2 separate regions of the Homo sapiens genome follow, and region 2 is linked to region 1. A link is a loop called in an ENCODE intact Hi-C map of the cell type or tissue named here. Cell type or tissue: tibial artery. All regions are shown on one strand. Each heading gives the region's core, and the rest is flanking DNA. Links, peaks and the distances in the headings are about the cores only.

Region 1 (2,919 bases), core at 233-2,732:
ATAACTCTTCCTCATGTTTTATAGTATTTTATGATATTTTACATTGTAAATGGGCAATAATTTATCCAGTTACCTACAGATAGTATTTCAGTTGTTTCTGGTTTTTTATTGATGTCACAACAATGTTCAAATGAACAGAGTAAAAGCTTTTGATTACAGTGATGGAAAGGAAAAGTTTAACTCTCACTATCTAGAAGTATATTAAAAACTACAATAAAGAAAAGAAATTCATTATCAAGTTATCACTTAATCATTTCTAATACACAACCTTACATTTTTTTCCTAGTAAAAACTGCTCTGTGACACTTACATATCCAGATATGCAAAGGGACATATGAAAAAGTGGAGGAAAAGATTTAGAGCTAAAAGTCAGCATGGCAGAGTCATGGTCAAAAAAGAGTAGAATAGTTTATCAATTCATCCATTCATTAAAATGTTACTGAGTTTTTAGTATGTATAAGGCCCTGGCTAAGCATAAATAAATGAGTCAGAGTATAAAAAATAAAAACCAGTTTGAAATAGAGTATTCACCAATCAAAATTTAAAAGGGAATGTGAATGGATGACAGAAGTAAATGTAACCATAAAACTCTTAGAAAATACAGGAGTAAATCTTCTTGACCTTGGGTTAAGCAAAGCCTTCTTAGATATGATACCAAAAGCACAAGCAACAAAAGAAAAAAAGATAATCTGGATTATATCAAAATAAAAAATGTTTACGCTGCAAACAATAAAAAGACAAACCATAGAATGGGAAAACATATTTTCAATATTTTGAAATGCATGTATATTTTGAATGCATAATACATTCAACTCAATAATAAAAAGACAACCCAATTTAAAAATGGGCAAAGAAATGTCTCCAAAAAGGATACAGAAATGGCCCATAAGCACAAAAAAACATACTCAACATCAACAGTCATTACAGAAATGTAAATCAAAATGAGATGCCACTTCATACCCACTTAGTCAGCTATAATAAAAAAGATAACAAGTGTTGGCAAGGAAGTAGAGGGATGGGAACCTTCATACATTGCATTTCACATATGCCACAAATAATTTTACCAGTATGACAGAAAGTGACAAGATATAACTTAGAAATGTCATAACCAATAAATCCATTTCACAAAATCAAGAGATCTATATTCACTAACAAGCTTAAAGGCCACACTAATTTAAAAGGACTGCTGAAAAGCAGGTGGAAGGCAGAAGTGCAATAGATCCAATGTGTTCCAAGCAAAAAAAAAAAAAAAAAAGGGTGGGTTGGGGGGACTCCAAGTCACCTGGTGTGGGAGTTACAAATGTCCACCCTCAAGCAGAATCGACCTCTGCTCAGTTTCAGAGTGAAAGCCCTCAGAAGGTCCTATTTTCCAACTGTATAAAAGAATCTGGGAAATTAGATTTTTTATGTGTTAGCAACTAATTCAGAAAATATTTAGGCACTAAGCAAGCCACCAGTTTGCAACCTCTGAGGGTAAGTTTAAACTTCCCAATACCTATGCCTATGTCTCTAATAATAACGTTTATTTTCTTCAGAGTGGTAAATAAGCAACCGATTTTAAGATTCTTTGAAAGATCAGATGGGTTTTCCATGCTGATGTGGCATGTAGTAATACTCACGCCCTCTAGCAGCGGAACAGGAGGACTACATGCTCCTATCAGGGTCTGCCGCAGAAACTCATCCCAGTCAGATACTTTATCTCTGATGCCTAGATGAGGGAATAAATGACTGATTACTCAAAATGCCAGCCACAGAATGCAGAGAAACCGAAATCAGTGGAGATGGTTTAAAGGTATTTCACATTTTAAGATCTAAGAGTCCAACATACTGCTTGAGAGCTTGAAAAGATAAAACAAAATAAAACCAAAAATGCTTCTCTAGATGGAGCTACTTTCTGGTTAGTTTATTAAGAGTTGTATACAAAACAAAGAGAATAGTCCCAACTACCTATTCCTATAATTTTACCCAGAAGGTACCTTACTTTATTTTTTATGATGGAAACTTTCAAACATACAAAAAGAAAAATGATCTAATGAATCCTAAGTGCCCTGGCGTCAACAACTGTCACCTCATGGCCAATCTGTTTCATCTAAACCAGGATTTACAAGCTACAACTCGAGGGCTTAATCCAGCCTGCTGTCTGTTTTTGTTAATAAAGTTTTACTGGAACATGGCCATACCCATTTGTTTACATATTGTCTGTGGCTGCTTTCACACTACAAAGGTAGGGTTTTAGCAGCTTTGACAGAGATTGTATGACTAGTAAAGCCTAAAATATTTACTATCTTGCCCTTTACAGATAATTTGCCAATGCCTGGCTTATACCCTCACACTCCACCCATGCCCAACCAAGGATCAGTTAGAAGACAATTCCAGATAGCATATAATTTCATCCATATATATATTTTAGTACATATTTCTAAAAGAAAATATTTTCTTACAAAACCACAATAACAACATCATACCTTTAAAAAATTAACAATAATTCCTTAATATCAAATATCCAGTCTATGTTCAAACTTCCCCAATTGTCTCATAAACAGTTTTGTCAATTTGTTTGATTACATCAGGACCCAAGTGAGACGCACGCATTGCAAATGTCTCCTTGATTTCTTTTCATCAGTAGGTTTCTTCTCCTTCCTCCCCTCCCGTGTCCCTACTCTCTCTTTTTTTACTCCACATTTATTGAGACCTGGCCTTTGTTCTCTATGGAGTTTTTTAGAGTCTGATTTCATTGGTTACGTCCCTGTGGTGACCAGTTGTTCTACTGTTCCCTGTATTTGCCATAAATCAGTATTTAGAGCTAGAAGCTTGATCAAATTCAGGTTAGACTTTGCGGGGTGGTGAGGGTGAAAGAATACTTCACAAGTGGAATAAGTTATACCCTTCCCTCAAGAGCATGAAGAGGCACATATGGTC
Region 2 (2,919 bases), core at 284-2,783, 190 kb before region 1:
AAGGAGCCTAATATACATGTAATTGGAATCCCTAAGAGGGCAGGAAGAAGTCCAAAAAAAAAATGTGAAGAAATAATGGCCAGGCGGGGCGTGGTGGCTCACGCCTGTAATCCCAGCACTTTGGGAGGCCGAGGTGGGCAGATCACGAGGTCAGGAGATCGAGACCATCCTGGCTAACACGGTGAAACGCCATCTCTACTAAAAAAATACAAAAAACTAGCCGGGCATGGTGGCGGACGCCTGTGGTCCCAGCTACTTGGGAGGCTGAGTCAGGAGAACGGTGTGAACCCGGGAGGCGGAGCTTGCAGTGAGCGGAGATTGTGCCACTGCACTCCAGCCTGGGCAACAAGAGCGAAACTCCGTCTCAAAAAAAAAAAAAAAAAAAAAAGAAGAGACACTTTTAGCTCCAGCATATGCCACAAACCATTTATAATTTTATCAGTGGGAATACTAGAGATCTAAATACTACTGAAAATGCACATTTAATATTCATTAAAACAGAAATAGTTTATAAAGGGAGACAGAAAAACAAGAACTTACCCTTCCCCGTAATCCCCATCTGACTTATCAGTTGAACTTGTAGAAGAACTTAACTCATCCTCAGACAGACAATGAATCTGTTTCCTTTCCTATTAAATGTTTGGAAGAATTAAAATTCTACATGACAACACAACCAGAATGTGATACTTGAACCAGTCTTAGATGCAACAACTAGACACAATACGTTCCTAGGTGCAATATAACAGGAGAATCTAACAAATACAAAAATTGTTCCCATATGATTTGTGGCAAAAAGAAAAAAACATTGAAGTGATTTTACCCGTGATATCCCAGTTCACTCATAAAGTCCACAAGAATAACTGAAGAACATCAGATGAAGTTTTTTATTTTGTTTGTTTTTTTTTTGTTTTGATTTTTGTGTTTTTTTGAGACAGAGTCTTGCTCTGTCGCCAGGCTAGAGTGCAGTGGCACGATCTCGGCTCACAGCAACTTCCGACTCTCTGGTTCAAGTGATTTTCCTGCCTCAGCCTCCCGAGTAGCTGGGATTACAGGCACGTGCCGCAACGCCCAGCTAATTTTTGTATTTTTAGTAGAGACAGGGTTTCACCATGTTGGCCAGGCTGGTCTCCAACTCTTGACCTCATGATCCGCCTGCCTCAGCCTCCCAAAGTGCCGGGATTACAGGCATGAGCTACCGCGCCTGCCCAAGGTGAAGTTTTACAAAGGTCCTGGAGAGTCTCAGCTGTGAAGAAATTTCCAGAGGACAGTGGATGGCTAGTTCTGGTTTATCAACTCCTAAGCAGAAGGCTTGTTCTATAGGAATGTTGGCATTTTAAATTACCTAGGCAAACTCAGCTTGTCTTTTTTTTTTTCTTTTTTTTGGATACAGGGGTGTCACTATGTTGTCCAGGCTGGCCACAAACTCCTGGGCTCAAGCAATCCTCCTTCCTTGGCCTCCCAAGTAGCTGAGATAACACCCACAAGCCACCATGCCCAGCTTCAGCTTGCTCTTAATGTGAGACTGTTAAAGTGCTTTAAAGGATCACCTAAAAATACACATAAACCTTACAACTCTGAGATATGGAAGGCAGCCTCTATTAGTGAAATAACTAAATGATATAGTTAAAGAAATAATACATCCAATACTTTCAAAGAACAGGAAGAATTCCCAGAGTATTATACAGAGAGGTGAACATGGGTTAGAAACCTAGTAATTACCCATTTAGCCACCAGATGGTGTCCCTACATCATCTACAGGCAAGAAGGTAAACTACATTGACACAAATAAGAAACTGAGGAATGATTAGCAAGTGAGACTCAAATCTGGCGACACAGATGGGTATGTTGGTATCACAGCAGATTGAGCAAAGTGCTGCCTAGTGCAAGCCCTTAGAAAGTTCTGTTATTTATTTACTTATTTATTTATTTATATTTTTGAGACAGAGTCTTGCTCTGTCACCTAGGCTAAAGCACAGTGGTGTGAACACAACTCACTGTAGCCTCAACCTCTTGGGCTCAAGTGATCCTTCCACCTCAGCCTCCCGAGTGGCTGGGACTACAGGTGTGCGCCACCTTGCCAGGTAATTTTTTTTTCTTAGAGACAGGGTCCAACTATATTGCCCAGATTGATCTCAAACTCCTGGGCTAAAGCAATCTTCTCACCTTGGCCTCCCAAAGTGCTAGTATTATAAGCGTGAGCCACTGCATCAGGCCAGGAAGTCCTGTTAAGACCAACCTATGAAATATTTTTAATTAGGCTATCAATTGTTTACAAGAGTACCTGAAAAATTTATTCCCTTAATGGGTCAATCATAATCCTTTTGACTATTATTTACCAGTTCCTTTCTTTATCAAGAGTGAAAAGATATAACAAGCTGGCCCTGTCCCAAAAATAAATGGAGCTGACATTTAAAAGGTTTACTGCATTAGGCCTGCCAGATGTAGACTGTCCACCTTCTCTCTTAGGAGTACGTAATGCACCTGAGTGACGCTGCAGTCAGAGGAGAGCCGTCGGGCAGGCAAGGGCTGGTCTTCTTCCTGGGGTTTTCCTGGCCCTGCTACACTCAGAGACGCTTTCCTCACTGAAGGGCCTGAAAAGGCAAACATCCCCAGTAGTTGTTTGTGGTGGGCTGCCCCAGTTGAAAAGGGCTTTGTATTTGGTATGGAACATACCCCAGCAGGAGCTAGCCCAAAAGTAAGTCAAACAGCATATTTATCATTTCTCTGGTGTCTGACACCTCAGTTGAAATCTTAGCTCTAGGTCCACCAGCTCTGTGACCTTGGGCAAGTTACTTAACTCCTCAGAGCCTCTGTTTCCTTAGCTGCAAAATGAGGATAATGCTGCATATTTTGGCAGTACTGTAAATGTGAAATGAGATAATACCCTTAATATGTTTACCATAATGCCTAAGACATGGT

Evidence for each region. Hi-C counts contacts between places; a loop is a spot of excess contacts. Peaks named below come from ENCODE experiments on the same cell type or tissue, not always from the same donor. Only the 100,000 strongest peaks of a DNase experiment are listed, where the experiment ranks them.
Region 2: a loop joins it to region 1, with 4 times the contacts of the local background. A loop is called at or near these places in 47 of 110 quality-filtered maps.

Annotation. Positions count from the first base shown.
Region 1 is chr3:52,933,194-52,936,112 of GRCh38, forward strand. It overlaps SFMBT1 (Scm like with four mbt domains 1), which reads right to left. Exons shown (of 21, transcript NM_016329.4): 5 at 1,620-1,708. Among named protein-coding and RNA genes, the nearest start is that of STIMATE-MUSTN1, 37 kb to the left of the region's middle. RefSeq lists an enhancer at 266-435 and a silencer at 1,540-1,834. In tibial artery, for the core only: a CTCF peak has its summit at 1,643; no DNase peak of the experiment used is centred there; H3K27ac peaks cover 273 bases.
Region 2 is chr3:52,740,871-52,743,789 of GRCh38, forward strand. NEK4 (NIMA related kinase 4) reads right to left here. Exons shown (of 16, transcript NM_003157.6): 12 at 2,482-2,591; 13 at 541-629. Among named protein-coding and RNA genes, the nearest start is that of NEK4, 29 kb to the right of the region's middle. In tibial artery, for the core only: a CTCF peak has its summit at 1,737 (motif pointing right); no DNase peak of the experiment used is centred there.